2 separate regions of the Homo sapiens genome follow, and region 1 is linked to region 2. A link is a loop called in an ENCODE intact Hi-C map of the cell type or tissue named here. Cell type or tissue: chondrocyte. All regions are shown on one strand. Each heading gives the region's core, and the rest is flanking DNA. Links, peaks and the distances in the headings are about the cores only. Region 1 overlaps LOC105376311 (a long non-coding RNA gene). Region 2 overlaps LOC100506532 (a long non-coding RNA gene).

Region 1 (15,606 bases), core at 6,791-9,290, 69 kb after region 2:
TTCCCCAGGAGAAGGGCCACCGCGCTGTGGCAGGTCCAGTTTTGACAAACAAGGTACGTGGTACCGAAGGCTATGCTGCTGTTCCCGTCCCTCAGCAGGGCAGGCAGCACAGATGCAACCTGCAGGGACATGGCTTCCACCTTGCAGAGTCCACCCTCACACTTCGTGCTCGCTACTGCCAGTGAGGTGCACAGAGTGGGGGTCGTTGTTCCCACCTGACAGATGAGGAAGCAGCGGCTCTGCAGCTGGAAGGGGGACACTGTGGCTGTACCTCGGCGGCAAGGCCTGGCTCGGAAAGGACATGGACTTCCCTGGCCTCTACTCCAATGCACCCAAGGGCAACCCTCAGGGTCCTGGGGACCTCCTTAGTCTTCACCACACGCCACATAGGAGGGTGAGACCTGTGTTCTCTTTGAGCCCAGCATCAGGCCCAGCCAGACCAGGTCAATCGCATGGGGAGGCAGCCTCAGGGGGAGGCAGGAAGTTCCAAGGACTCCACCGCCCTCCTTGGCATGTAAACTTTAATGTTCAGGATGCAAGTTCCACCCTACCTCACAAAGATAACGAAATTCCCTGCGGAAGCCGACAGCGGGCACCTTTCCTGTAGGCCCTGGTGCCTCGCAGGTGACCGGCTCACGGGTCCACGTGACTGTACCCACGTCCCCTCCTCCTATGGAGCACCTCTTCCCATTTTACTTCCCACGCGCATCTGGCAGAAATGGTTAGTCGGGCGTCCACAGGGCAGATTCCAAACCCACCACCAAGTGTAACCTTTGCCAATTCTCCCCCTGAGCCTCAGTTTCCCTCTCATGAGAGGGTGAGGAGAGGTGATCTGTGAGGGTCTGTTCACCTCTGGAATCACGCAGCACATAACTGGGTCCTCAGAACACGTGCACAGGCCTCAGAGAGCATGTGGGGCTCGTTGCCTTAAGGAGATCAGTGTGACGTTAAGAAGACATTTTCCAATGTTGTAACTTCGCTTTAGCCCCATCTGCATGACCAAAGGGCAAAAACACAGCCTCTGGAATGAGGGAGGGTTGTAGACGTGTTCTTTCTCACTTCAAGGGGTAAAAACTGCAATAAACAAGAGACATTTAGGACATTTAGGGACACTTCCTCCCAGAATGGCCAACCCAGGAAGGAGGTGGACCAGTCAGGGCCAGCAGGACACAGAAAGCTAAATCCCAGAGGTCGAAGGAACCGAGTGCAAGGGCAGGGCTGCCCCAGGTGGACGCCTTTGCCATCACAGCCCCAGAGGCACTAGCGGTGCAAGCATGGTGACCATACCTGGTGGGACTCAGGACCCTGGATGGCAGCCATCGCCAGAACTCAGCCAGGCGAGGAGTGGGGGACAGCTTCCTGCCATCTTCCCTTTGATCTTCTGCCATGGCTGTCCATTGGGCAAACCCAACGGGAAGCCCATGGGCCAGAGAGCCCTAGGAATGCGATCCTTGGAGATCAGCTTCCCAGGCCATAGAGCAGGACGCAGAAGAGAAGAGAGCCGAGTGGATCTGGGGGACCAAAAGGAGAGTAAGCAATTCAGAAGGTGACAGCCTCGTCATGGTAGACAGCGCCTAAGATGGCCCCAGTTACCCTGCCCCCCAGAATGCAGGCTCTTGGGTAGTCCCCTCCCGTTGAATATGGGTGAGACCCATGAGTTGTTTTTAACCCATGGAGTGTGGTAAAGGTGGAAGGCATCCCTCCGGCACTGACCACCTGTGAGATTGTGATGTCTCTCTTGCTGAGGACCGCCTGGCTGGATTTGCTGCCACACGCAGCCAAGCTGGGGAGGCCCACGGCACTGGACTGAGGACAGCCTCCAGCTAATACCCAGCTAGGAGCTGAGATGACCTCCGGCCAACAGCCTGCAAGAGATGGAGGCCCTCAGCCCCACAACCACAAGGAAGCAGATTCTGCCAATGACCACGAGCACTGGGGAGGGATCCCTCCCAGACAGGTCTGCAGATGAGACCGAAGATGCAACCGACACCCGTGATGGCTGCCTCTGAGACCCTGAAGATGAAGACCCTGCTAAGCTGTGCCCGACCCCAGAAAACTGAGATAATAAACGTGTGTTGTTTTAAGCCAATCACTTTGCGGTAATGTTGTCATACGGCACTAAGTAACTAACAGGTAATTTAGTACCTGGAAGTGGGGGGCTGCCATAAGGAATACCTAGAAGTGTTGGGGCAGCTTTGGAACTGGACAGGGGCAGAGGGTGATTTGGGAGACTGTGGTAGAGAAAGCCTAATTTGCTTTGAGCAAACTGTTGGTGGAAATCTGAGCTTTCAGATGACTGCCAGAGGCCGGGCGTAGTGGCTCACAGCTGTAATCCCAGTATTTTGGGAGGCCGAGGCAGGCGAATCACCTGAGGTGGGGAGTTCGAGACTAGCCTGGACGACATGGAGAAACCGCTACTAAAAATACAAAAATTAGCCAGGCGTGGTGGTGCACACCTGTAATCCCAGCTGACGGGGAGGCTGAGGCAGGAGAATCACTTGAACCCAGGAGGCAGCCAGACGTGGTGGCGCACACCTGTAATCCCAGCTGACGGGGAGGCTGAGGCAGGAGAATCACTTGAACCCAGGAGGCAGCCAGGCGTGGTGGCGCACACCTGTAATCCCAGCTGACGGGGAGGCTGAGGCAGGAGAATCACTTGAACCCAGGAGGCAGCCAGGCGTGGTGGCGCACACCTGTAATCCCAGCTGACGGGGAGGCTGAGGCAGGAGAATCACTTGAACCCAGGAGGCAGCCAGGCGTGGTGGCGCACACCTGTAATCCCAGCTGACGGGGAGGCTGAGGCAGGAGAATCACTTGAACCCAGGAGGCAGCCAGGCGTGGTGGCGCACACCTGTAATCCCAGCTGATGGGGAGGCTGAGGCAGGAGAATCATTTGAACCCAGGAGGCAGCCAGGCGTGGTGGTGCACACCTGTAATCCCAGCTGACGGGGAGGCTGAGGCAGGAGAATCACTTGAACCCAGTAGGCAGAGGTTGCAGTGAGCTGAGATCACGCCACTGCACTCCAGCCAGGGCAACAGAATGAGACTTCATCTCAAAAATAATAATAATAATAATTTTGAAAAAGATCACTGCCAGAGAGGACTCGGAAGCAAGCAAGGACAACGTCACTGAAAACCGGAGGGAGGGAGATGCTTGCAAAGTCGTTAAGAGCAAGTTCAGCAAAATCGTCACCTGCAGGTATGCGGCAAGGAGGATGGGTTGAGACTGGGCTGGGCTACTGAGCTAAAGAGGCTTCCCTGAAAAGTATGGGAGGTACTGTTTGGTTTCTTTTTGCTGCTTACAGTACAAAGCAAGAAGAAAGAGATATATTGAGGACAGAACTGTTAAAAAAAAAAAAAAAAAAGGAACAAGGACTTGATGATTTTGAAAATTCTCAGCCCCTCTCAGTGGTAAATGGTGCTGAAATTAAGAAACGCAGAAGCACAGGTGGGGCCACGGGGTGTCTGCTGCGCTCCTGGCTCCTTCTGCCAGTGCTCCTGGCTCTGCTGCCACACACAGCGGCTCCTCTGCTCTCCTGGGCTTCCCCCTCTCCTGCTTTCTCATGGGCATGCCCCAGACTGTTCCGGGCCACACTTTTTTCTCTGCTTACATGTTAATGACCAAGGGATGACCTTCAAATTCATGGTATCTAATACTGTCAGCTTCAGGTAGCAATATACACCTAAACAAAATCTCATGGTCGCAATCACTAGGAGTTTATTTTTCTTACCCCACAGTCCTGAGATAAGTGGCTGCTGGTAATGATTCTCACCTCGGTGTCACCGCAGCTGCGTCTCTGTGACTCTGGTGGTCTTTTGTCCCTGCTTGTTACCCACACTCACGAGTTGGCTGCTGTGTTCCCAGCCAGGACATCCACATTCAAGATGGGGAAGAGCAGGGGAGACAGAGAAATGTCTTCTGAGCAGCCGGGAAAGTATGGCCTGGTGGAAAACCTGAGATTGTGACTGCAGAAACTTCTGCTAAAATTCAGAAAAACCAGATGCTAAAAGTACCAGGTCACACAAACAAACAGTCCTGTAAGGAGATAAAGACTGGCCTCATGGATGTTCTCAATGGAACCAGAGAACCTCTAGGGAGCTTGAAGGCATGCTAGGAGACGCTCTCACTCATGGGCTGTGATGAAGACAGTGCCATGAGGGAGAGGCCTAGGGGCAGCCTTCAGCCTCCAGCCAGCAAGAAACTGGAGCCCTCGGTGTGACAGCCCACAAGGACCTCAGACCTCCTGACAGCCACGGGAGCTTGAAAGCAGACTCTTCCCCAGCTGAGCCTCCAGATGAGACCCCGGCTCTGGCCAACACCTTGGCTGCAGCCTTGCAGAGGCCCCAGTCAGGTCATGCCCAGGCTCTTGCCCCACAGAAACTATGGGGTAATAACTGTGTGTTGCTCTCAGCTGCTCAGTTTGGGCCACAGTCATGCAGCACTAGGTACTAGACCCACTGCAGGGCAGCCACACACTTGGTAGCAATAGTGGAGAGATGATTTATATACTGAAGCATTTTAGATAAAATAATTTCTGCAATTTAAAGGACTGCACTGTAAAGTACAAAACACTAGTCACATATTGGAGCGCACCGTGGCTCCCAAGACCCATTGGCAAGAGAGAGGGGCCCAAACCCCAAAACACACTCAGGCCCCCGGATTTCTGAGCCATTTGTGATTTGGGAACCTACCTTGGCTCAAGTGGGATACGTTGCCCCTTTCTTTTTCCAAGTTTCCAGACCGCCAAAAGATTCTTAAGCTCAGTTCTCCAATGGCTGCGAGTCAATGGGGCCGTTACATTTGCTTAGCCAGGGTCACGAATCAGGAAGCTTTAGCATCGTTCCTGGCTCTCTGAAACCATTTGGTAGAGAACTAGTTAGAGAAGCATTAAGGCATTTGGACCTGTCTTCTTCTGCTCAGGTGCCCATAACAAATACCACAGACTGGAGGGCTTAAGCAACAGACATCTATTCCTAGGAAGTACAAGATCAGGGTGCTGGCCAATTGGTTTCCAATGAGGGCCCTCTCCCTGCCTCATGTCCACACATAGTGGGGAGAGAGAGAAAGAAGAGGGAGTCCTCTCATCTCTTCCTATAAGGACATTGATCCTATGGGATCAGGGCCCCATCCTTATGCCCTCTTTTAATCACCTCCAGAAAGCCCTCATCTCCAAGCACAGTGACACCAGGAGCTGGGACTTCAACATATGAAGGCAGGGGGAGTACACAGTTCAGTCCGTAACAGACCCCCTGGCCATCTGCAGAGGAGGTTAGAGGCCTCTCCCTCGGCCACGGACAAACATATGGGTCCTGGGCTTTCTCTTGTTTCTGTCAACTATAGAGAGAGTGGCCAAAACACTGCCCAGAATGTTTTCCATCACACACGAGCATACACACAAGAGCAATGGATATTTGAGAACAAAGGAGTCCACCAGGAAACAGATTCGGAGTGACTGGGTCCAAGGAAGAAGGACAGGTCTCCCCAGGGATGGACCACATGAGCGTCGTGTCCTAGAGAGGCCACCAGACTCAGCCAGGACAGACCTCATTGGACAGACGGGGTGAGGATGGTGCCTCCAGCCCAGACACCACGTGACCGCTCGTCCTTCTCAGTCCAGCCACTGCACTACTCGGTCACGCCATTGCCAAGGTGAGTCAGAGCCTAGCAAGGAGGCCCACCTAGCCCGGCAGACAGATCTCCCCCATGGGAGCCCCGTGCAGGTCAGCGCGGGTGTCTCCCACCCAGTAGTTCCTCCCGAAATCACATTTTATTGCTGCTTTATACAATGACTAAAAGGTCACTACTCCTGCCAACCCATGAGCAAACTAAAACAAGAAGCTTTTCCCTCCTTCACAAGTCTGAAAGGGCATCCAAGGTCTCGTCAGCTGTGCCCGGCTCCCTCCGGGTCTCAGCATGCCAAGCAGCCCGGCACATGGGCACACCCGAAGAAGGACCTTCCACCCCACCTCACACCGCCAGGGACAGCAGGACCTCGCGGAGGGGTGGTTCTGCTCATCCATCTGCCCCTCAGCAGCTCATCTGGTAAGCCCTGGCCCCTGGAGGCTTAGAGAATCCCAGCTGGAGTTGCTGTGGGTGCAGGAGCCTGCGGAAGGCGCCGGCTGCAAGTGCCAGGTGTTTCCTTGGTGGCAGAGCTGGCAGGAGCTTGGTGAGAATGACCAGGCTGTGCATGCATCCAGCCCCTCTCTGGGAAAATCATCAGCCTGGCACACAGTTGGTGCTCAAAATAGAAATGGCTAAGCCATTCCCAGACATGGCTACAGTGGCAAACAAAATAGACGTCGCAACCTGCTGCATTGAGCAGCTGCCCACGGGAGGACAGACCAGAAACAGGGCTCCAGCCCCACTGAGTTCCATCCCCGTCCACCACATGGCTGCTGGCCGGTCCTTGGAAAAGCCCCTTTCACACCGTCTGACCTCAGTTTCAATACCTATAAAATGAGAGTGTGGGGCCCGCCTTCCCAAGAGTGATCGGTCCGGCCTCTCCATAGGACCTGCTGTGGTTGGCACAGGGACGGCTGCCCTGGTTTCCCTTCAGGAGGGACCTGTCACCCGGCCCCGGGGAGTGGCTAGCACACAGCCTCCAGCTGGCAGCTCCTCCGCACCCTAGGTCATGCCCCTTCCCACGCTCTGTAGGTGAGCCACGGCCGTGTGCCGCAGGACACCAACAGGCAGGACGCAGTGAGGTGCAGGACACTTTTCTGGGGGTCCCCAGAGGGCTGGACTAGGCCTTATGAGGCCTGCACCACTATGCAGCCGCCTTTTCCACCCAATCTGGCTTCTTCTTTCCCTTCTGTCTTAGTCCATTTGAGCCACGATAAAAGAAAACTACCCCCAGACCGGGCAATTTATAAAGAACAGAAATGTATTTATCACCATCTGGAGGCTGGGAGGGCTGAGCTCAAGGCTCCATGAAGTCCTCTGGCCAGCAGTCTCTAGAACACCCCAGAGAAGGCAACTCGGGAGCGCTGGGTGGGTGAAGTGGCTACAGCAGCCCTTCCCAGCGGTGCCAGGCTCCGTGTGGCCTCTCATCCACCTATTGATAGGCAGGGAAACAGGCTCAGGCCGACTTGGCCACACTGGAACCCAGACCCTCAGCCATCCAACACTAAAGCCTGTATCTTAACCCACACAGCTTGTGGATACCCGTCTCAGGGCCACCTTGCTCTTCACAAAGATGGGCAAACTGAGGCCTAGAGTGAAGGACTGAGGCTTAGAGTGAGGAACTGAGACCTAGAGTGAGGAACTGGGGCCTAGAGTGAGGAACTGGCGCCTAGAGTGAAGGACTGAGGCTTAGAGTGAGGAACTGGGGTCTAGAGTGAGGAACTGGGGCCTAGAGTGAGGAACTGGGACCTAGAATGAGGAACTGGGGCCTAGAGTGAGGAACTGGGGCCTAGAGTGAGGAACTGGGGCCTAGAGTGAGGAACTGGGGCCTAGAGTGAGGAACTGAGGCCTAGAGTGAGGAACTGGGGCCTAGAGTGAGGAACTGGGACCTAGAATGAGGAACTGGGGCCTAGAGTGAGGAACTGGCGCCTAGAGTGAGGAACTGGGGCCTAGAGTGAGGAACTGGGGCCTAGAGTGAGGAACTGGCGCCTAGAGTGAGGAACTGGGGCCTAGAGTGAGGAACTGGGGCCTAGAGTGAGGAACTGGGGCCTAGAGTGAGGAACTGAGGCCTAGAGTGAGGAACTGGGGCCTAGAGTGAGGAACTGGGGCCTAGAGTGAGGAACTGGCGCCTAGAGTGAGGATGCGACGAGCAAGCCCTGGTGCCAGTTGCAGGTCCGGGGTCTCCAGCTCTGAGGGCAGAATGCACTAATGCTCAGTGTCAGAGAAGCTCTGGGGGCTCTAGGGATTTCCAGGGAACCCTCTTGGAATGTGTCGGGGCTGGAATGGTGGCTGTCCTGGCTGCAGCCCCAAACCCAGGCTCTCTGCAAACCCACACAGGCTCTGGGCTTTGGGACGAGCAGAGTGGGGAGCGGCTTGTGCAGGCTGAAGTTGGAGCCAAGCAGAGAGGCCAGTGGGAGGGGGACCCCACCAGGGCCCCAGCACAGCCCCCACCCCATCCTGGCTGGGGGCTCACTGAGCAGCGACTGCCAGGCCAGAGCTGCCTTCCTTCCTAAAGCCTGGGGCCCCGCCTCCCGGGACACGGCCCAGAAAAGGAGGAGGAAAAGTTCATTTCCTGAACACGCCTGGAGAAAGAAGTGTGCAGCCTGTCCACGTGGCAGAGTTTGCAGATGCCACCGGCCTCCCGCAGGCTCAGGGTGGAGAGACATCCTGCGTGGAGTGCAGCGCCCCTTCTCGTCCGGGTCCCTCCTCCTTCCCCGGGGATCTGCTCCTTCCCCGAACCCCTCCTGCTTCCCCGGGAATCTGCTCCTCGTTCTCTCAAGACAGCAGGGCAGCGGGGTCCTAAGGTGCCGATCAGGGTCAGGGGGTGCCCACCAGGCCTCTCCAGGCAGCAGGAACCCACCCAGCCCCCTGAGGCCCAGGCAAGGCTTTCTGGCGGCAGCCAAACCCACACTTTGTCAGCTTCCTCCACCTGCTCAGTGAGCCCAGGCCCCAGGGAAACAGCTGAGAACAAAATACATAACGTCTCTGCAAAGGGACATCCCCCAGCACCCGGAGGAAGGATGCATCGAGCAGAAGCCAGATCGGTGTAGAGCCATGGGTGGGCACCGTCCCCTCGAGCCCTCTGAGAAGGCTCCAGCCAGAGGCAGGTGCAAGGGCAAAGCCAACTGCCACGAGGCCCAGGCAGTTGCACCTGGACAGAGGGGCTCCTGGGGTGTGGGAGGGAGTGAGGCAGGGGCTAGGGATGGAGCAGGGGCTGGCTTGGGGCCTCCTCTTATCCCGTTAGTGGCAAGACACACTCCACGGCTCCGCCTCGGGGACACCTGACTGCTGCGGGGAGAGCGGGCATGCCATCCACTCAGCAAACACACACTGAGCCCCAGCTGTGCGCCTCACCCTGGGGCTGGGGGCTCATCTTCAGCAGGCCCAGGTCTCAGCGGGGGCAAGTACATCAGCCAATAGCCCCCTCCAGGGAGGTTCCATCGGGGCCAGGGCCTGGAGGGTCACCAAGCTCATTCTCGAAGAGTCTCAGAGTGAGAGTGGCAGGCAAGCCCTCTGCCTCCGGGTTCCGCTGTCAGGACACAGGAAGATGCTCATGGGCCAGCATGGCCTTAGATGCCAGCTCTGCACAGCACGGGCATTTTTCTGCCCCATTTTGGCCTTCATTCAGCAAGTGCCCTCCTCGCCCCCAAACGTGAGGCACTCTCTGGGGAAGCCCACCACGATGGAGCACCCAGGAGGCTACTCTCGGAAGATTCCGGGGCAACCCCAGAGCCCCTACATCCCGTGGGATCCGCAAGCCTGCACGGCTTGGGCTGCTCCAGCCAGGGGAGGCTGTGGGAATCGAGCCTTTTGGAGGAGTCATGGGACTCCACAGGGGTCAGCAGAGGAGCTAGACTTCACCCTAGGGACAGTGAGGGAGGCCTGGTGGCCACGCTCAGGACACACTATCTTACAGGAAGAGGCAAGTCCTCACCCGGCCCTTTCTGCTCTCTGCCCTCCCAGCCCACTCTGCTGCAGTCACCCTGGCCCCCCTGGTGATTGTCCAAAATAAATACAAAAGTCCTAACAGCTTCGTTGACTGGGGCTGGCTCACACACCCGTGCACCGTGTGTGTGACTCACATCAACCCAAAGCGGGGAGATAGCCACCCCTACAAGCCCCCCAAGTCACCAGTTCCAGGGGCCCCCCAGGCGCCAGCCCAGGTCAGCTGACAGCAGGGCGAGCCTCCAGCCTCCACGCCACACTCCGGCACACAGACTGGGCCACCCGGAGCCTAATGTTTTCAGGATGAACGCAAGTCAGCCAGAGGACCTCAGAGCTTCTCTGCAAAAGCCAGAGAGGTTCCAGCATGGAACGACCTCACCAGAACAGGCACGGAGACGTCGGAGACTCCGGATGGAGGGCAGTCCAGGCAGGCTTCCTGGAACAGGTGTGGGACAGGCCTGTGGGCTGGGAAGAGGAGGTGGAAGTGAGAAAGGAAGGGAGGCAGAGCCATCCACATCAGCAGGAGCACCTCCCAGCCTGCCTTGCCTCCGAACCTCCAGGCCAGGACTTCTTCCAGCACACGTGAGGCTGCCCATCCAGCGGCTTCTCCCATCAAGGCAGTGGCAGGGGTAGCCCGAGGGCCAGGCCAGGTGAGGGAGCCCACAGCCCTGTGCTAGGGCGGTTCCAAGAAGCCAAAGTGAGTGATCACGGTCTCTGCAGCCAGCGCCACTGAGGCTCATCTGTGCAGGATTCCCAGAGAACATCATTCAATTCCAGACTTAATTGGCATTAAATTGGACATTCTAGTAGAATAGGTTGAGTTCCAAATCGTCATTATGCAAAACATCCACTGCAGCTGATGGGACCGTATGAGCCAACAGAAGTCCATTTGAATAAGAAGACAGCAACTTAGGGCCAGGCATCTTCCAGGAGGGGGACTGGGCCTCCCAGGGGACACGGAAAATGGGACGCTGTGCACCTTGGCCAGGGCTGTGGCGCTGTGAGGGTCAGCTTCCTCTGTAGGCCCCCTCTGAACCTCTGGTTGGAAGCTGGAGCCCTAGCTCTGTGTCCCTCCCGCCTGGGGAGGGGTGTACTTATCCACTCGCCAGCCCCCTGGAGATGGGGGTGAAGTTGAGAGTCCAAGCCGGAGTCCCACCGTGCTGTGACCCGGGGTGTGAGACTCAACACTGGGGCCTCACCTGGGAGAGGGTGGACCTGCCACCTCCTCCACGCCCAAGGGAGAAGGAGCCAGGAGCCCAGGGCCATGCATACACAGGAGGCACTCAGGGAACGTGGAAGTGGCATCTGTAGTGAGCCCGGCCCTGGCCATGATCAGGGACTCTTCGGACCCTCAAAGGGGGAAGGCCAGGCCTCAGACCACCCAGGCTTTCCTTGGGAAAAACTGAGAGTGGAGGGGCCCTGGGAGTGGGGTGGGCCAGGGCCCCCAGGGCTCCAAATTGCCAGCGGGGAACTGGGGCTCCCAGAGGCGCAGAGCGACCTGCCCCGGGCGAGTAGCTCCAAAGGGGCAGGGCCAGGCCACCCCTGCCCCACCAAGGCAGGCACTGAGACTCAGATGGCTCCTCCAAGCCCAAGGCCTGCAACACCACCAAGGAAGGCGTCTCCACCCCAGCCAGCCTCCCACCTCTGACTGACCTCTGGGGCTGCAGGGGCCAGGTCCCCGCCCAGAAAGCCTCTCCTGCCCACTACTGTCAGCAACTCCAGGGCTGGGGCAGCCACCCACAGGGCTCATGCCCAGTCTGGCTCCCACCCCTCAGGGACAGCCAGGCAGGAGGCTAGAGGATTCTGCCAAAGCTCCCTGCAGCCAGCCGGAGGGCCAAGCACAGCCAAGACCTCTGCACCGCCCCACCACTAATGAAGAGCGGGTCTGAGCAGTCATCGGGGTGAGCAAGGCTACAGACCAACAGGCTGTGTCCCCACTGTCCCAAAGAGACCACACTCAGGAGGGGCTGAGCTCAAGAAGACCTGAATCACAGAAGGACAAGTTCAGGAGGACCCAGGCTCAGGAGGACCCAGGCTCAGGAGGACCCAGGCTCAGGAAGGTCCCAGGCTCAGAAAGACCCAGGCTCAGGAGGACCAAGGCTCAGGAGCACCCCAGCTCAGGAGGACCTTGACTCAGAAGGACCCAGGCTCAGGAGGACCCTGACTCAGGAGGGTCCCAGGCTCAGGAGGACCCCAGGCTCAGGAGGACCCCAGGCTCAGGAGGACCCTGACTCAGGAGGACCCAAGCTTAGGAGGACCCAGGCTCAGGAGGACCCTAGCTCAGGAGGACCATGACTCAGAAGGACCGAGGCTCAGGAAGACCCAGGCTCAGGAGGACCCCCAACTCAGGAGGGCCCCAACTCAGGAGGGCCCCAGGCTCAGGAGGATTCCAGGCTCAGGAAGAGCCAAGCTCAGGACTATTCAGGTTCAGGAGGGTCCCAGGCTGAAGAGGATCCCAGGCTCAGGAGGACCCCGACTCAGGAGGACCCAGGCTCAGGAGGACCCCAGGCTCAGGAGGACTCAGGCTCAGGAGGATCCCAGGATCAGGAGGACCCAGGCTCAGTAGGACCCAGGTTCAGGAGGGCCACAGGCTCAGGAGGACACAGGCTCAGGAGGACCCTGACTTAGGAGGGCCTCAGGTTCAGGAGGACACAGGCTCAGGAGGACCCCGACTTAGGAGGGCCTCAGGCTCAGGAGGACCCCAGGCTCAGGAGGACCCCAGACTCAGGAGGGCCCCGGGCTCAGGAGGACCCCAGGCTCAGGAGTTACCAGGCTCAGGATGACCCAGGTTTAGGAGTTCCCAGGCTTAGGAGGACCCAGGCTCAGGAGGACCCCAACTCAGGAGGACCCTGACTCAGGAGGACTCAGCTTCAGGAGGACCCAGGCTCAGGAGGACCCAGGCTCAGGAGGATCCTGACTTAGGAGGGCCCAGGCTCAGGAGGACCCAGGCTCAGGAGGACCCCAGGTTCAGGAGGACCCAGGCTCAGGAGGACCCTGACTCAGGAGGGCCCCAGGCTCAGGAGGACCCAGGCTCAGGAGGACCCCAGACTTAGGAGGACCCAGGATCAGAAGGACCCTGACTCAGGAAGACCCCAGGCTCAGAAGTTTCCAGGCTCAGAAGGACCCATGCTCAGGAGGACCCAGGCTCAGGAGGACCCCAGTTCAGGAGGACCCTGACATGGAAGGACCCAGGCTCAGGAGGACTCTCACTTAGGAGGGTCCCAGGCTCAGGAGAACCCCAGGCTCAAGAGGACCCCAACTCAGGAGGACCCTGACTCAGGAGGACCCCAGGTTCAGGAGTTCCCAGGCTCAGGAGGTCCCAGGCTCAGGAGGACCCTGACTCAGGAGGGCCCAGGCTCAGGAGTTTCCAGGCTCTGGAGGACTCCAGTTCAGGAGGACCCTGACACAGAAGGACTGAGGCTCAGGAGGACCCTTACTCAGGAGGGTCCCAGGCTCAGGAGGACCTGGGCTCAGGAGGGACCCAGGCTCAGAAAGACCCCAACTCAGGAGGACCCTGATTCAGGAGGGCCCAGCTTCAGGAGGACCCAGGCTCAGGAGTTGCCAGGCTCAGGAGGACCCCAGTTCAGGAGGACCCTGACACAGAAGGACCCAGGCTCAGGAGGACTCTGACTTAGGAGGGTCCCAGGCTCAGGAGGACCCCAACTCAGGAGGACCCTGACTCAGGAGGACCCCAGGCTCAGGAGGACCCAGGCTCAGGAGGACCCCAGGCTCAGGAGGACTCAGGCTCAGGAGGACCCCAGGCTCAGGAGGGCCCCAGGCTCAGGAGGACACAGGCTCAGGAGGACCCCAGACTTAGGAGGACCCAGGATCAGAAGGACCCTGACTCAGGAAGACCCCAGGCTCAGAAGTTCCCAGGCTCAGGAGGACCCATGCTCAGGAGGACCCAGGCTCAGGAGGACCCCAGGCTCAGGAGGACTCAGGCTCAGGAGGACCCCAGGCTCAGGAGGGCCCCAGGCTCAGGAGGACCCAGGCTCAGGAGGACCCCAGACTTAGGAGGACCCAGGATCAGAAGGACCCTGACTCAGGAAGACCCGAGGCTCAGAAGTTCCCAGGCTCAGGAGGACCCATGCTCAGGAGGACCCAGGCTCAGGAGGACCCATGCTCAGGAGGACCCAGGCTCAGGAGGACCCCAGTTCAGGAGGACCCTGACATGGAAGGACCCAGGCTCAGGAGGAACCCAGGCTCAGGAGGATCCAGGCTCAGGAGGACCCTGACTTAGGAGGGCCCCAGGCTCAGGAGGACCCAGGCTCAGGAGGATCCCAGGCTTAGGAGGACCCAGGCTCAGGAGGACCCCGGCTCGTGAGAACCCAGGCTCAGGAGGGTCTTGTAGTTGGTTTAATGCTTTGTTGTTGCCCTCTTAAAATTCTTAGTTATTTCCATCTGGAATGTGGGACCTCTGTTTTCTCTTTGCAGAGGCTCTACACATTCTGTAGCCGATCCAGCTCCCAGCCCCCACGCTGGGTGGGTCAGAATCCTCATTTCCTACCCCAGCACTGTGGCTGCCCATCTGTGAAATGGGTTTAGTGCCCACTTCCTAGGGTGGCCTGGGGTGGCGAGAGAAACAGAGACAGAGTTTTGACTTCCTGGGGTGGGTGGTGAGGGGTGGGGGACAGGGAGAGAAGAGACAGGGAGGGCAGGCAGGGCAGGGACAGGCCCCTGCCTCAGTCTAAAGTCTCTCACTCTTTTTCCTGTGGCCGCCCTCTTCACTCCCTCCTGGCCAGTCCTCAACCCTCCCCAACAAGCCAGGAAGACTCGGCATGAATCCCGTGGAAAAGAAGTGGCTGCACATTTTCCGAGATGTTTTAAACATTGTTTTGGCAAGACGGCGGCTCCTCCACGGCCCAAGTCACCCTGACATAAAACAAGCCTGACCAAAGCCAGGGCCCCAGCCCGCCGGCCTCCTCCGGCCAGCCAAGGTCTGGCTGCCATGCACTCATCACCTTCCCAGCCCTGCCCCTCCCAGATGCCGGGCACACCGGGCGGGGGAGGCCGGCCTGCCTCTTCAAACGGCCTCTTTTTAAAGCCAAGGAATGCCTCTTGATGCGTTTGTTTCTGTGGTTGCTAACCAGCAGCATCGCATGGTCTGGGAGGCCAGCAGGACACCCGGGTGACTGGTTTCATGCTCTGCACAAACTGGGCCAAGAAGGGGCTCCAGTCAACTAGCGTAGCCCCCCGTGGTGCAGGGGGAGAAACTGAGGCCCAGAGACAGGGGAGGAGGTTGCCAGGGTCCCAGATCAAGTGGCCATACTATGGGTGCATTCTGGGTCTTGCCTCTGAGAGGCAGGTCCCCGTGCTAGCCTGGCAAGGCTGCACAGGCATCGGGTTCCTGAGGGAGCATGCGTGTTGGGGGGAACGCAGGCAGCCTGTCTCCCCCACCTTATTTCTTGCCCCGTTGCATCAACCCTGTGCAGCGAGGGATAACATTGCCTCTACTTTACAGACATAAAACCAAGGCTTGGAGAGGTGAGGTGACCTGCTCATCACAGGCTGCCCCAGGTGGAACTGGGATTCCATGGGGTTGGTGTCTGGAGCTGGATCAGGCCCAGCCTCGTGGGCAGTCCCGCCCTGCAAATGGACAGGCCTTTGAGGTGGGTGCAGAGGTCCCAGCCTCCGCCTGCAGGGCCCTAGGGTCCTGGGATGGATGTAGCAGCCTGGCCTCATATCCTGCTGGGGCACTCGGGGGAAGTCGCGCCATCCCTCTAAACCCTCAGCTCCCCCACCTGTGAAGGAGGGCACGGGGCCATAAACATTAAGGACCTCATTGCTCCTAAACTACCTGGCCCAGGACCTGATTTAGGAAGAGCAACAAAAGGCAGCAGCCCCTTCTGGAAAGGAGGTAATACCTGCAAAGGGCTCGGACGTGGGAATAGGAGTCGATCATGCTGGCCAGGCTGAGACAGGACCCAGGCTGCCTGATGTGCATGGAGACAGGTCAGCCCAGCCCCACCCTGACATAAGCAGACCTCCCTCCTCCCCGAGTCTCAGGTCCCCTCAAGGGGCCAGGGGCTCCAAGAGCA
Region 2 (15,606 bases), core at 7,926-10,425:
GCCCCCACACCCCCCTGCTCACTCCGCCAGGCCTGCAGGACTCCCAGGCTCTGTGTCTCCCTCAGACCCACCCAGGCCCCCCGAGGGCTGACAGCCCCCATCCCCTGCTGGGAAATGAATTCCCCCTCCCCAGCCTTCCTCTTCCTCCCCTTCTCTTTGCCCGGAAAGGCATTCGGCAAGAAAGTGAAAGGAGAGGCTTTCTCTTCTTATTAACCTGGAGTTGTGTTGCGGGCGGCGCCAGAAACTGCAAAACCATCGCTGTCCTCACATGTTTCTCTGGAGACCGAGGGAACCAGAGCCCTCCAGAGCCGCACAGGAAACCCCATTGGGGATTGGACGGCACCCCTGATGAGCTGCTATTCCCCAGGGAGCACTGAGGGGCTGGAGAACCTGGGGAGGCAGGAAGAAGATCACTCTGACTTTGCTGGGAGTGGCGTCTTCACCGTCACAGCCTGGCATCAAGGGGAGCACTTGTCAAAAGTCTGAGAGCATGGGGGTGGGCTCTGCCCGGCTTCCTGCCCGGACCTCCCAGGAAGCGGGGAGCCCAGGAGGAGGGGATGGAAAGTGCAGAATGCCGGCCTCGGGCCCCTGCTCTCCTCTCCCCAGCCTGCCTGTCCCAACAAGGAGGGCTGGTCCACACTCGCACTGGGCCAGCCGGGCCGCGCCAGGCCTGGCACATGCTGGGCACTCAAGAAGTGCCTGCTGCATGAAGGTTGGGTGAGCGCCATCTCCGAGCAATGCTGTGCCTACAGGCCACTCAGGGTGACTCTCTGGACACAGCCCACCCTGACTTCTGCCCCAAATCAAACTGCAGCTGCTGGTACTGCCGACAGCAGGGAAGCCCCTTGGGACCCAGGAGGAGGCCTGGTGGGGATCTGACGCGGCTGAGGCCCAGGCTGAGCTGGAGCCCCGGGTCAGCCCCAGGCACTGCATCACGGGCCACAGCTGGTTGGGGCTCTTCTCTCCACTACCCTGACCCAGCCTCTGGCCCGCCCCTTCCACTGCCCAAAAGGGAAAAGCCACAGTCTGGCTCTGCAGAGGGGAAAGTGCACTTGGTCAGGAGTGTCAGCAAAACCAAAGTCTAAAATGCTGAGCCCCCTGAGCTCAGAACTTAGTGTTCAAAGGCTCACCAAGTCCTGAGGTGTGGCCAGCAGTACGGAGCCAGCTGCAGGGACCCCACCCGAGGCAAAGGCCCAGCCCTGTCCTGGGGAGCTACAAGCCAGGGCAAGCATGGCTGAGGGACATGGGCACAGGTGGTCCCAATTCTCACCTTAGCAGGTGCTGGCCCTGGGGCACCAAAGGACTTCTGGGGGAGATGGTGCCCAGGGTGTGGCTGGCGGTTGATCTGGGGTTACTGGTCCTGTTTTCAGGTCACTGTAGTGGGGTTACATGGAAGCCCCCGGTCACACTCACCTAGAACCCCCATTCTGTTCCTGGGGGACCTGCACATCTGCAGAGGGCTTTCCATGCCTGCCCCACCCAGCTGGCACCCAGGGAGGTGGAAGAAGACAAGGCAGCCTCCCTCCAGTCCCTCAGACTCCGCCGGACCCCAGTGTCAGCAGAGCTGGTCACTGAGTAGTAGTAGTACTAGTACTACATGGGTACAAGGGAGACCCAAAGCCAGGACAGGGACCCCAGGCCACCCCCGACCCCACATCCGCTTGTTCAGCTGGACTGGCCAGGTTCTCCCTTCTCCTTGCCATTTCAATCATCTCAGGGCAATTTCCTTTCTCGTCTGAACTCTGATTCCTCCCCAGATGGCTTCCTCCCTCGTTCCCCCTCTAGCGGGTCTGGGCCAAGCCCCGTGGCTAAGGAACATCACAGGCCGTCGCTAGGAAGGGCACCGCGGCGGGTCGGCCGGAAGGCTCTGGCGGCAGCGCGCGTGCTTGGAAAGGGAAGTCCTCCTGCAGAAAGGCGCGGGCTGGGGCTTGGGGCCTGTCCCACCGAACCAGGCTCAGTGGCCACAACTATGCCATGAGCACATTTTTAGACTGTGAGTCAACTGCTAATAGAGTGATTTTTATAATCACCCCAGAAGGAAGGCTGATTTATAGCTCTTCTCGATGGAGCAGAGTCAGCAGGAGGTGGGTCTGAAATAGACTTGGGGTGGGGGGTGGGGGAAGGATCCCTCCTAGACCAGCCACTGGCCGGCGTGAAACAAGGCAGAGAAGGCTGCACAAACCTCTCGGCCCCTTGTCCACGGGGAGTCTGGGCTCCCTGAGATGAAGAGCAAGACCAAGTTTGCTGTCCTATCAATCAGGACACTGAATTAGATCCCCTAGGGCTGGCTTATATTACTGTCACTTCAGCATTTAGTTACAAGGGAAAATAAATCAATCGCAGAAATCATTGTCTGTGCTTCTATCCTATGCCAAGCCGTATGGATTTTGGGAGATGAAGAAGACCAACCTTTTGTGCAGGAAGGGGGCCACATGCAGGAAAAAGAAAGTTCCAGATGTAAACACATAATGGTCTGTGGGTCTCATCTGAGCCTGTTGAGCTTGAACTCAGTGGAGAGTTGTCCCGTCAGACCAGCCTGTTTGTGTGTCGACGGCTGCGAGGGATGCGCGCACGCCTGGACCGTTCAACCAGCGGCTGACGCGGCGGAGGCTCTGCAGCCTTTGCCCTCTGCCCCCTCCAGGTGGAAGGCCGGCTCCCTCACCTGCGGAGGATGCCAGGTCATGGCAGGGCTTCTGCAGGGCGGCTCCCAGGACCACTGGGGTCTCTACTTGGGAAAAGGGGCCATGGGCAGGGAGCCAAGACCCGAAAACTCAGCGACTCAGCCTTTTGCTTCTCCAGGACGGGGTCCTCCAGCACAGAGGACCCCTTCGATTCCACCCTCACACGCAGTTGACAACCAGCTCTGCCCCGCAGCTGCGGCCCTGGGGAACAGAGCGGCCCCAGCTCTAAACTGAAGGTGGGTGTGACGTCTCCCACACGGAGGATGTAAAGCGGGACAGGTGTGAAGAGGCGGAGAGATGCAGGTGCTGAAGCACCATCCAGTCCAAGGACAGCAAAGAGCCAGTGTCCACCTGGCCCCCTTCCCTCCTGTTCTCACAACACACGTTGCTGGTCAGCCCTCCCTCCTGTCAATTTTGGGCTGCTCCTCAGAGTCCTTCTCAACACAGCCCTCTGGGCCACCACGTGGAATTGGTGAGGATCATTTATGAAACAAGTTCTCCGTTTCTCTACATTATAAATAAAACTGAAACTCAGAGGGGCAAGGACCTGCCTGAGACCACTCAGAGTTGGAGCAAAGCAGACACGTGGCCGCAGTTGTCCAGAACACCCAGGAGAGGGGGCCGAAGGAGGTGTCCGGGGAGGCGGGAACACCTGAATGACACAGTGCCAGATGGGACAGGGGCTGCAGGGGCATCACTAAGGACACATGTGCTTGTTGAGTGAGTGAAGGATAAACATGAAGTCAACAAGACGTGGGGTGGGAGGTGGCACAGGAGCTGAGAAGGTGGAGTGGAAAAACAAACAGAGATGACAATCGACGGCCTGCAATGAAGGTTATTGTCATTAGGAAGCAAGTCTTTTATGATGGTGGGAAAAGAATATGCATTGGCTCGGCACTTGAAATGAATATTCCCATTTTATAACCAGCAAGACCCAAAGAAAGGGGATTGGTCGGAAACACCATAGAGCTGTTCCTCCGGGAGGCCCCCAGGGAAAGCAAGAGGGTCCCAGGCACAGCCACCACTGCCAGGGATGACCTTCAGAGAGAGGCCTCAGCCGCCACCACCCAGCCTCCACCACCCAGCCTTCTCCACCCAGCCTTCTCCACCCAGCCTCCACCACCCAGCCTCCACCACCCAGCCTCCACCACCCAGCCTTCTCCACCCAGCCTCCACCACCCAGCCTTCTCCACCCAGCCTCCACCACCCAGCCTCCACCACCCAGCCGCCACCACCCAGCCGCCACCACCCAGCCGCCACCACCCACCACCCAGCCTCCACCACCCAGCCGCCACCACCCAGCCTCCACCACCCAGCCTTCTCCACCCAGCCTTCTCCACCCAGCCTCCACCACCCAGCCTCCACCACCCAGCCTCCTCCACCCAGCCTCCACCACCCAGCCTTCTCCACCCAGCCTCCACCACCCAGCCTTCGCCACCCAGCCTCCACCACCCAGCCTTCTCCACCCAGCCTCCACCACCCAGCCTTCTCCACCCAGCATCCACCACCCAGCCTCCACCACCCAGCCTTCTCCACCCAGCCTCCACCACCCAGCCTGCAGCTGAAAACAAAACAGGTTGTGCCCTTCAGCAAGGGTGAGAGAGCCCAGTGAAAATGTCACTTTCCCTCAGATGGCTGCCTCGGTGGCTCTGTCTTACTGACTGTGTGTGCCGCATGTTTCTTTTATTTCAGCTGATGTGGGGTAACGGGGCCCTGCCTTCTCCCACAAACCCCCTGCCAGGACTCTGGAGGCAAACTGTCCCCAAAAGAAATGGTATGAGGCACCCTCAGCTCCTCCAGTGACCCATGGCCTGCTCCCTCCACAACATCCCCACCCCCAGCCTCAGGCTGGCACAGAGGGACAACCACGGCTGCGTAGACTCCCAGACGGATGCTCACGATGTTAGGGGCGGCCTGGCCCTGTGCCCACCTGAGGGTTCCCGGAATTCCAGCTGCCTGAGAAAGTCGGTGAGAGCCCAAGAAGGTGTTCTGGCACCCTGGATCTCCCGGATCTCCCGCTTCCCGAGGGGCCCGGAGAGAACAGACTTATGGAAGCATGGATTCTACGGATAGCCAGAGTCAGAGATGGTCTGGGTGCCAGCCACAGAAGGTACTGAAGCCAGAAGGGAAACACAACTGTCCACATACGGTAGTCAGTGCGGTTAAGAAGGAGGATTCCTGAGTCGGACATACCTGGGCTCAAACGGCTCTGCCACATCCTAAGTGCGTGGCCTTGGGGAGGGGCCTAACCTGACTCACCTGAGCCTCCTCATCGGTGGAGATGACACCTATGAGACGGGATAGCAGTGAGGTTGAAACACAGTAACACACGTGTTTAATCACACACATGCATATACACACACGCAGGCACACACACAAGCATGCGCACACTGCTTGGCACAGAAAGTGAGATATACTCAGTGCTGGGCTAGTACATGTTTAACAATCTTAGCTCTCTGGGGTAAACAAAATCCTAGAAAACAGACCCACTTTGTAGCACGCGCCGAGTCGACTTCCCCGGGGCAGATACTCCAAACCCTGGCTCTGCGCGCGATGTCCCTGAGCGGGCCTGGGAGGAGGTGAGAGTTACCCGCACGCCACCGGCTGCGCTGGTCCCAGCACAGGGCTGCTCCACCCAGAAGCTGCTGGCCTGACGGGTGACAGAGGGGCCTTTTGACCAGGCTGCAAGACTCTGACTTGGAGACAGGCCGCTGGAGGGTGAGTGCTATGGTTTGAACGTGTGCGTCCCCCCAGCATTTACATGTTGGAGCCTAAGGCCCAATGTGATAGTATTAAAGGGTGGGGCCCTTCAGAGGCGATTGAGTTATAAGGGCTGCAGCCCCATGAATGGGATCAGTGTCCTTATAAAAGGGCTCAAGGGACCTAGCTAGACCCCTTTTTGCCTTCCTGCCTTCCACCATGTGAGGACATAGTACGTGTCCCCTCCGGAGGATGCAGCATTCAAGGCACTGTCTTGGAGTGAGAGACCAGGCCCTCCCCAGACACCGAACCTTCCTTCGCCTCCTTGATCTTGAACTTCCCAGCCTCCAGTACTGTCAGCAATAATGTCTGCTGCCCCCAGATGACCCAGCCTGAGACGTTTTGTTGCAGTAGCAGACATAGACTGCCAGCGAGGATGGGGCCCCTCTCCAGAACGGCAGACACCCGTCCCTGACCATCTAATGGCCTTGTGCACCCAGAGGGTAGAATACACCAGTCTAAGAGCCAAGGGAAGGGAGAGGGGAGGTCCCACTCACCACACCCCTGTGATTGGGTGAGGGAGCTCATCTTCCTGTCTTCATAACGTCGGGCCCAGTGAGCCCAGGAGTCCAGTTTCTCCTAAGGCATTGCTGTCCCCAGAGACACAGGAAGAGTCCCCTCCAGTTTCCCTTGACTGCCTCTTGCTCACTGTGGGCTCCTCACGCCAACAGACCAGCAGCGTAAGAAGGAGATGGTCACTGAAGCGGGAAATTGGCCTCTTAGCCGGAGTCACTGGGCCTGCTCCTCGTGGGGGGGTGGGGTGCTGCTGCCACACAACAGGGGAGGGAAGAACACAGTTTCAACTCTGCGCACACCCCTAAGCATGTGTGAGGGTGACAGGACAGATGCAAGAGCTGGTTGGAGAAGGGCCTGGTGACCGGGGCACTGACCTGAGGGGCAAGGGTGGGGGTCACCCAGCTTAAGGCCAGACCAGCAGAGGCAACAGGCGGGGGTGAAGGGAATTGAGAATGGGTGGCTGAGGGGAGAAATGACGAGGCTGGCTGCAACCGGGCGAGGGTGGAGGGTGCCGTGGTTTATCCCATAACCCTTCTGTTACCTTTCCCCAGAAAAACAGATCAGCCGAAGCTCTCGCAGAGTAACTGAGTGTTCGAGGAAGTGAGGAGGCTGCAGCAAATGTTCTCGTGTGCCCAAGATGCCACCCTCAAGACCAAGGCTGTCACTCCAGGCGGGCCTGGAGCTGCCGGCGGATCACAGCAGAGTCTCTGCCAGCTGCCCTGCACCCAAGGGAGCTGCACTGTGTGAGGTCACGCCCGCTCCCAGGCCCAGCCACATCTCAGGACAAACCGCATGGGAGTCGGTCCGGAGGCTCAGCCCGCTTACCTCAACGCAGGACAACTCCAAAGGGAATCCCAGCTCCAGAGCCGTCCACAGGACGGGCTGACGCCCGAGTTCACGACCGCGTCACCACTCAACTCCTCCCTCCGCCCTGTGCTGCACCCCTCACGCCCTTTTAGGTGTTGGTCCCAAAAGCGTTTCCCCAAAACCACCCATACATAATTCTCTATTTCCAAGGACTCCAGAGAGCCCGTCTTAAGACACTTTGGTTGCAAGACCCCAAACCAACATGAATGGTGCCCCTAGCCAGGTGTAATGGGAGAGAAGGCCCGTGGTGGAGGCCTCGGCTCTGTCTGTCATAACTGGAAGAAGAGGGTGGTGGCTGCCAGGTGCTTTGCCAGGTCCCGCTTACCACCCTGGGGCATTGGAGGAGTCACCCGTTGCTGCCCATCTCAGCAGACAGGGGCAGGTGTCCCCGGAGCATCGCCCCTCAGGGCAGGGCTGTGAGTTTTCACTCCACGGAGGCTCAGGCCATTCCCAGCAAGAGGAGGCCATGTCCGCGTGGCACATTCTAACATATGGTGAGTGTGATTGTAATCAGTTGTCCAAAACCCATGGGGATTGACTGTTCATCGACTCCCTTTCAGGGGCTGTTGGAAGAATTAACTGCACGTCAACTAGCCGCGGAAAAAGGCTGAACTGCTTCTCAGCATGTGTGTGGAATTCTTGACTGGGATTTTCAATATGGTTCAGAGCCAAACTTTTCTTTCTTTCGGAAAACATCTGAGAGTCTGCTGAAAGCCAGTGAGAAAGTAATCCCATGTACACATTCTCGGCAAGCCTCAGGCTGAAACGGCTCTCACATGTGGACTCGAGCCTGCCTGGATACAGACGGGTTGGAGACGGATCTGCTCAAAGGCGGCTCAGCAGGAGTGAGAAACCAGTCCTTCCTGAGCTTTCTGCAGCCCCCCGGGAGCCCACTGAGGAGGCTCAGAGGCTGCTCTGGGACAGGGAGCAGCCAAGGTGGGACGCAGGGCAGTGGGCAGGCTTCCCCGGGCAGCAACGCCAGCACCCCTGCTTCCAGCATCCCCATCTCAGTCCCCTTCACATGCAGGACTTCCCCCAAGTGATTAATGTGACAAAGGGGCCCTGTGGCTAAGGAAACACCAAGGCACAGGACGGTCACGTAAACGACAGCCACGCTTCGGCAAGGTCCCCACTGGAAATACGGAAGCGAGACAGCGCGTCTGCAGCCACGTGTCCGTCGGGTACCGAGCCACCCAGTTCCATGCTGGGACCACATGGATGGGGAGGGGACACCGTGGCCACCCCCTAGGCATTGCTCAGTCATTCTTGTACAGCGTACAATCGCCCGTTTATAGGAAGAATGCTGACCATATATTCTGGTTTTCCATGCGCAATACTTCACTAGGAAAGAATGCAGAACTCACCAGAAGGAGCACACGCTGCAGTTTTCCCCATCAACCAAACCTCTTCCCAGGGATTGGGAAATAGGATGGCGGGGCTCTCCTGCCCTTCCGGCGCCTGGAGAAGGCACAGGTGGCCCCAGCAGGGTCCTAGACAGACAAGGGTCCCAGAGATCAAACCATAGGGTCTTCCTGCCTGAGACAGGGACATTTGACAAGGCAGCTGTGAGTTTGGAACCTGTAACCAGGGCACGGCGCCTCGGCACTCCACTCACCCTGCAGAATGAAATCTCAACCCAGGATGGACGGTGGAGGGAGTGCTGCCTCTCACCGGCGAGGGCACAGCCTCACCCAGCCACAGGGCTCCCTGTGTGACACAGGCTGAGCTCTGGGTCTCGGGAGAAGGCACACACACGCTTGCAACGTGAGGTTTCCTTGCAACACAAAGTTCAGATTTAGGAGGGGAAAGATGAGTTTCAGATGCTAAAACTAGTCTTTGGGGACTTTTCAAGGATAAGAGATGGCCTGCTTCTGGGCCGGCCTTTGGGAAAGGTTTTCATTCTCAATTTCCACCCTGACCGATGCTGCGTCGTGTTGTTGATATGTGAAACGTGGTCTGTGATGTCCTGAGGCCTGGAAATCCAGATGTTCCCCAGTTCAGACTTCACAACTCAGGAAAGTGAATCTTAGTGAAATACACATTGGAGCTTTTAAGAACTGTTTTTAAGGAGACATGTAAGAAAACGTGACTCAGTGAATGATCACAAAGTTTGCATGCAGGTGACAGACACCCAGGAGAAGAGGCACAATAGGACCGTCTCCCTGGAGGCCCTCTGTGCCCCTCTCACCCTCATTCCTTCTCCCTTCCCCAGAGTGGCCGCCGCCTGCCTGCTCACACTGCCTCCGTCACCGGGATCGCGCCGTGGGTGAATCTGGTGTCCGGCTCCTTTTGCTCCATGTGGGCAGGCTCCCCTCTGTTGCTGGGCCTGGCTCTTCATTCACTCCCATTGCTTATGAGCACATGGATGCTTTTTAAAAGGAGAAAAGAAAATTAGCCTGTTGTTGTTTGAAGGCAACAATCCTGCCCTGTCCAGCTGAGAACATCTGCTAGGAGAGCTTGGGCTGTGCCGTGCGGGGAACCGTGGGAAGCAGGGTAGGTGGGTGTCTGTCAGGGGAGGGGAACCAGGGATTAGGTCAGACAAGAGGCGGAACAGGGAGACAGGCAGGACCAACACCATCTCGGGGGCTTGGCCAGACCGGCCACTCATCTCTGCCAAGTCAGATGCCTCCAAGGAGCCGAACCCTAGAGAAAGCTGCAGGGCCGGGAGCCTCTGGGACGGGAGGACCCCACCTCCAGGGCAGCCCACTCTGGGGTGGGACAATGGCCTCCTTTGCTGCCCCATGGACGATGAATGGCACCCATGTATGACTCATGCCGCTGGTATTTTCTGGCTGATTCCAGTGAGCCGAAGGAAGGAACCTTAGTTACTAAAGGCTGCTCTCACTGCAAGCCAGCGGCTCCCTGCAGCTGGTGAAAGTGGGCGCCGCAGGATAGCGCAGCCCTACCCCTTGCACTTCTCCGGATTTTACTTTTCTTTTAATACTATGAGGATGAAAGGACGAAAGCTAGTCTAGGATTGAAAACATCGGCCAGGCACGGTGGCTCACGCCTGTAATCCCAGCTCTTTAGGAGGCCAAGGTGGGCAGATCACCTGAGGTCAGGAGTTTGAAACCAGCCTGGCCAATATGGTGAGACCCCTGTCTCTACTAAAAATACAAAAATTAGCCAGGCACAGTGGCACACGCCTGTAATCCCAGATACTTGGGAGGCCGAGGCAGGAGAATTGCTTGAACCCAGGAGGTGGAGGTTGCAGTGAGCCGAGATCACACCATTGCACTCCAGCGTGGGTGACAAAGGGAGACCCTATCTCAAAAAACAAACAAACAAACAAAAAACAAAACAAAAAAATGAACAGAAAACATGACACCCCCTCCTGGCACTTCAAACACCCCTACGACATCTGTGTCCCCTGCCCAAGTCCTGTCCTGCACAGAGAGGGTGGAGAATCCACATGTGAGGCATGAAGAAGCCACACAGGCTTAGCGAGGAGGGGCAGCCATGCCCGACCCACAGAGGCTATTGGCTCAAAATCCTTCCACGATAATCAGCTGCTTTCCCACCAAGAAACAAAAGCCTGGAGCACGTGCAAAGGAAGAAGAGAGCTCAGCTGTAAAATGCCAAGACGTTCAAAATAACTACGGATGTTTAACAAGAAATGCACAGGCCTACGTGAAGAAATGTTAGAAACTCTATTAAGTAACCTAAGACAAAAATGGAAAAAAGAGGAAATTCCTGGTGCATAGGAGACTCATTAAAGGTAAAACTGGGCCAGGCACAGTGGCTCACGCCTGTAATCCCAGCACTTTGGGAGGCCGAGGCGGGCAGATCACTTGAGGTCAGGAGTTCGAAACAAGCCTGGCCAATATGGAGAAACCCCGTCTCTACTAAAAATACAAATATTAGCTGGGCATGGTGGTGCACACCTGTAGTCCCAGCTACTCGGGAGGCTGAGGCAGGAAGAATCTCTTGAACCCAGGAGGTGGAGGTTGCAGTGAGCCAAGATTGTGCCACTGTATTGCAGCCTGGGCAAACGAGTGAGACTCTATCTCAAAAAAAAAAAAAAAAAAAAGGTAAAACTGCCATTTTCTCCTAAAATTATCTACAAGTTGAATTCAATCCTGCTAATTAAAATACCTCTAGTAGTATTCTCTGCAGCGCTGGAGGGGGGTGCTTAACAGATGATTTTTATTTCAAATAAAATAATTAATTTACAAGGACAGACCAGAAATTTCTGATCCTGTAATGAAGTTGCCTAAGTAGCCGTTTGTGGTATCAAGGCCACCTTGGTACTGGAGCCATCGATGGGACAGAGCAGAGTCCAGAAATTAGTCCAGAGAGACATGTGGAATCTTAGATTCTGATAAACTGAAGATAGAAGACAGACTGTCCCATAAAGCGTGGGGAGGCAAATGCCTTGACATTCGGAGAAACAAACCTGAAGGAAGAATGGAATTCTTACCTCCCTCCTTACCCCAAAACAAATTCCAGAAGGAGAGAGTTTAAAACATGAAAAATGACACATAAAAAAGTAGGAAAAGGCCATGTGTGGATTTAAAATACAATCCTGGAGCATGAACGATTCTAGATGGCACCAAAAAGGTGATGTCAAAATGTCTATGGATTGGAGTACATGAAACGTGAAGGTTCTGTATAGCGCACACACACACATATGTGTATACACATCTGTATAACACATGTATGCTACATGTATGCATGTGTGAATGTGTGTATACATACACACACATGTGTAAGCATCTCACATATTATTCAAATACAATGACAACCTGGACAAAAAGAAAAATTGCTGCAGGATAGAGCAAGGCTTCAATTCCATAACATACAAGAGCTTGTACAAATCAGTGGGAGAAACAGACAGTGGACAGGAAGCAGACAATTCAAAGGAAGGGAAAACAACTAGGCTATGTGTATTGCGAGACGCAAACCCAATTGATATGGCTTGGCTGTGTCCCCACCTAAATCTCACCTCGATATCCCCATGTGTCAAGGTAAAGATAACGAATCACGGAGGCAGTTTCCCCCATACTATTCTTGTAGTGGTGAATAAATCTCACAAGATCTGATGGTTTTATAAATGGGAGTTCCCCTGCACAGGCTCTCTCTCTTGCCTGCTGCCATGTAAGACATGACGTTGCTCCTCCTTTGCCTTCTGCCATGACTGTGAGGCCTCCCCAGCCATGTGGAATTGTGAGTCCATTAAACCTCTTTCCTGTATAAATTACCCAGTCTTGGGCATGTCTTTATCAGCAGTGTGAGAACACACTAAAACACCAACTTGAATTATTTTTGACCCATTCTCCTGGCAACAGTTAAGAAGTTTTCAATACCTGGCATTGGTGTACTGGAGAAGAGGTGACCCTCGTGCTCTGGTGTGATGCCACGGGGGCGCTGGCTGCCGGGCCAGTGTGGTCACAAATCGGTATCTAAACTGCGTATACCCTGCACCCTCAGCATTAGAATCTCTACGGCAGTGGATTTCATCTTTATTTCATCTTTTTACGGAGTCAGCCAAGATGTACCCAGGAGAATGGCCACCACCCCGTTGCTTAAAACACGCGATGTTGCTCAGACACTTAGGGCTCGAACAGTGAGCAATGCTCCAGGTCCTCTGGGAACATTAACTTGATCCTCACAGCCACCTGTGAAGTAGGTACCCTCCTCATCCTCATGACACAGACGAGGAAACAGAGGCACAGAGAGGTTCAATAACTGCCCAAGGTCACACAGCAGTCCCGCCTTCTCGCCAGTCGTCGTGGGGCACAGTGAAGGAGGGGTGTGAGCCTCGTGATACAGAGCCTGGCGTGCAGTGTGTGTCCAATCCCTGCCTAGTGCTGCTGTCATCATGGTGGGCACAGGGTGCTCTGGGTAGTGGTTCGTTTCTTGAAAGGACTTAGATCTCCCTCCCAAAAAGTTTGAGGTTGATCCTGCTTCGCTAAGCACTCTAACAGCAAATTGTAGGGTGGACCCGATGCGGGGTTGCAGTGCTGTAACCACCAGGCGGATCTGATGACTCTGCTGTGTCCTGAGACCGTCGCTGTCCCAGGAGGATGCCGCAGGCAGATCCCAGCATCCCGAAAAGGATCATTAATACACGATTGCCCAGGGGCTCCGTGGATTCCAGACGAGGGGCCTTTTCCTCCCCTGCAAAGCCGCAGCCCCTCTGGACTGTTGAGCCTAAGGCCGCGTTGGCCAGGCGGCCTGTGACAAGTGTGACCCTCCTCCCCTGCACGGAACATTGCTCTCCAACGAGGCCAGGGGGGCTACAGACCGCACTCGGCCATTTCCAGGAAGTGATTTGAAGCCAGCCGTAAAAGTTGGGAGTGTTCCCCCTCCTCTGGGTTCCGGCTCTGGAACTGGTCCAGACCAGCTCCCCACACCCTTGGCGGAGGTTCAGGAGGATTTTTCCCTCTCGTTGAACCAGAGAATCAATAGGGGGATTGTCCCACAGTTGAGAAGGTAGGTCCCGGGGTCGCTGAAACGATGACTCTGGTGCCTCCCCAGGCAGCGTGGAGGTCACTCTGGAGGTCAGGGCCTGGGGATGTCATGGCCTCAGCCCCCAGCAGCTACAAAGAAGGCAGGAGTAGATGCCTCACACATCCATGGTTTTGGGTTTTCTCACCCAGGAAGTTCCAGGTTCCTTCCCTGGTGCCAGCCTTGGACCATCCACAGGGCCCTCAAGCACATGGGAAGGGGGTGTCTCCAGGGGCCACTCTGGAGGCCTCCACAGGAGTGTCCAGGCCCAAAGCCTCAGGGCCCTGGGGCTCTGTCTCCTAACAACTGCTTCACCCTTCCCACTGCCAGGTGGGACCCTCCTCTCAGGAGAGACCCACAGCCAACTCCAGGGAGCCAGCAAGTGTGTGTTTGCAGCATGGGGGTGGGAAGGCCGCTCCCTTGATAAGGAAATAACTGTCTGTAGTTATTCCCGGCGCAGCCAAGACCATCTTGTGCATTGACATTGACCACCCCTCTAGAAACACAACCTCGAAGTCGGTGAGAGATGGTGGCGTAGGAGCGTGTCAGCCTTTCAGGGGACGCCTGCACTCGGCCATTCACTCCCCAAGTCACCTTAGAAAGCTCCCTTCCCACCCAGTCCTCAGTTTCCCTAACTGACCAGGTCTCATGGTTCCTTCCAGCTGCACCTTCTGGGCTCCCCCAGGTCTCTTGGGGCATCTCTGTGGGGTGTCCAGGTAAGGTGCTCAGAGGACAGCTGGCCACGGCAGGACCATGGGGTGACAGTGAAGTTCCCTGTGGGACAGGGAGGAGGTAGGACACGCGAGCAGATGGGCTGGGTAGGGAGGTGGAAGAGGGGGACGTCCATGAAAGGGCTGGGAAAGCGTCCGAGGTCGGGGCCTCCTTGGCCTGGCACACAGTGCTGAGCAAAGGGCAGGGGAGGGCACCCAGGCAGCACCCCCAAGCTGAGGTGCCCCCAGGAGAGGTCCCAGAAGAAGCCCAGCACTCCCGGAGGAGGAAAGCACACCCCTGGCCCCAGCCTCAGGACCAAGTCCCCAACAACAGTTCCCATCCTTCTCCCTCGGCCACAGCTGGGCAGCAGCTGTTTGTGTCTGAAATCTTCCCCTCTCCCCCCACATCCTTTGCTTAGAGTGCTTTTTGCTCCAGTTGAAATTTTGTTCCAAATGGTAAATATTTTATTTCCATCTGCACGCCTCCCATACAGATGACTTTAACACAATATGGAAAATACCTTTCGCTCCTCAGTTCAGCCCAGGAGTTGAGATGAGTTCTCTGTGTGGACAGAGGGCACGCTTTTGGCAAAACATCCCACCTTCCTCTGGATCATGATAAGCCCAGGGAATGCGCTTGCCCGCTCCTGCCCTCCAGGGCCTACTTTTGGGCTTGTGAGATGCCATGATTCGGGCAGGGAAGCAGCATCCACGCGTGGGTTTTATTCTAGTCCTGTCTGCCCGGCGTTGGCATGCACCTCTGAAACTCCTGAACCGAGTGGAGCACAGTGGACAGGAGTCTGGACAAGCTGGCTGGGCTGCTTTGGGAAAGTCACCTCCCCTCTCTGATCCTCGGTTTTTCCTTCCGTAAACTGGAGGTGAACGCAACAGAGCCCATTCCACAGATTCTTGCAAGGACAGAATAAAATTGTGCTTATGAAATGCTTAGCCCACTGCTAAGTCTGTTACAATGGCAGCCACTATAAATATGGAATCTTAGAAATGTAGTCCACCCCGCTTCAGCTCACTGACGGAGAAGTGGTGCCAAAACCGTGCTGGCTGATTTGCATTTAGCGACTTGGATTACAAATGAAGCAATGGCTGTGGGGCCCGGGAGGGGCCTTGGCACATCAGAGCAACCCCAACAGTGCATCAGCACCGCATGCCCCACATGCATGGAAAGGCCAGCCCCTGTGGATGTCCCTGTCCTAGGAGAATGAATCCAGGGACCAAGTGACGGCCTCTCTATCCACCCCAGCGTGGCGCATGCTCAGGGCCCTGGTACCCAGAGGCCTTTTGTGGGTTCATTTCCAAATAGAAGGCTCTGCTGAGCGGCGGGTTGATGGCAGCAACAGGGTCGGGGAGGGGGCTGCTCCGCACCTCACCCCTGGGCCCACTGGTCCTTTAAGAAAGTTCACATCCGAGAACAGCTGCCTCATAAATTCGGTTTTCATTAATTTCCTGGAAGATGATGTTTTAATTTCCACATGGTCAGCCTTGGGAGACCTGGGGAAGGAAGGCCGAGTGCAGAGTGGGTCCTCTGCAGTACCTGGCACCCTTGTTTTTATGGATTCCCACACTTTCTGTTTAATCATCTCCAGCTTACAATTCTGGCACCCAAG

The links. Hi-C counts contacts between places; a loop is a spot of excess contacts. Peaks named below come from ENCODE experiments on the same cell type or tissue, not always from the same donor. Only the 100,000 strongest peaks of a DNase experiment are listed, where the experiment ranks them.
Region 1: it touches region 2 in a loop (2.1-fold over the local background); 5 of 110 quality-filtered maps call a loop at or near these places.

Annotation. Positions count from the first base shown.
Region 1 is chr9:134,468,129-134,483,734 of GRCh38, reverse strand. LOC105376311 (a long non-coding RNA gene) reads right to left here. Exons shown (of 5, transcript XR_007061841.1): 2 at 4,693-4,852; 3 at 3,774-3,942; 4 at 1,288-1,511; 5 at 505-1,074. Among named protein-coding and RNA genes, the nearest start is that of MIR4669, 97 kb to the right of the region's middle. RefSeq lists an enhancer at 7,693-8,194. In chondrocyte, for the core only: a CTCF peak has its summit at 8,307; no DNase peak of the experiment used is centred there.
Region 2 is chr9:134,538,506-134,554,111 of GRCh38, reverse strand. LOC100506532 (a long non-coding RNA gene) reads right to left here. Exons shown (of 3, transcript NR_188441.1): 3 at 8,849-9,192. Among named protein-coding and RNA genes, the nearest start is that of COL5A1, 95 kb to the left of the region's middle. RefSeq lists enhancers at 161-681, 682-1,203, 8,092-8,857, 14,779-15,411. In chondrocyte, for the core only: no CTCF peak of the experiment used is centred there; a DNase peak (open chromatin) is centred at 9,461.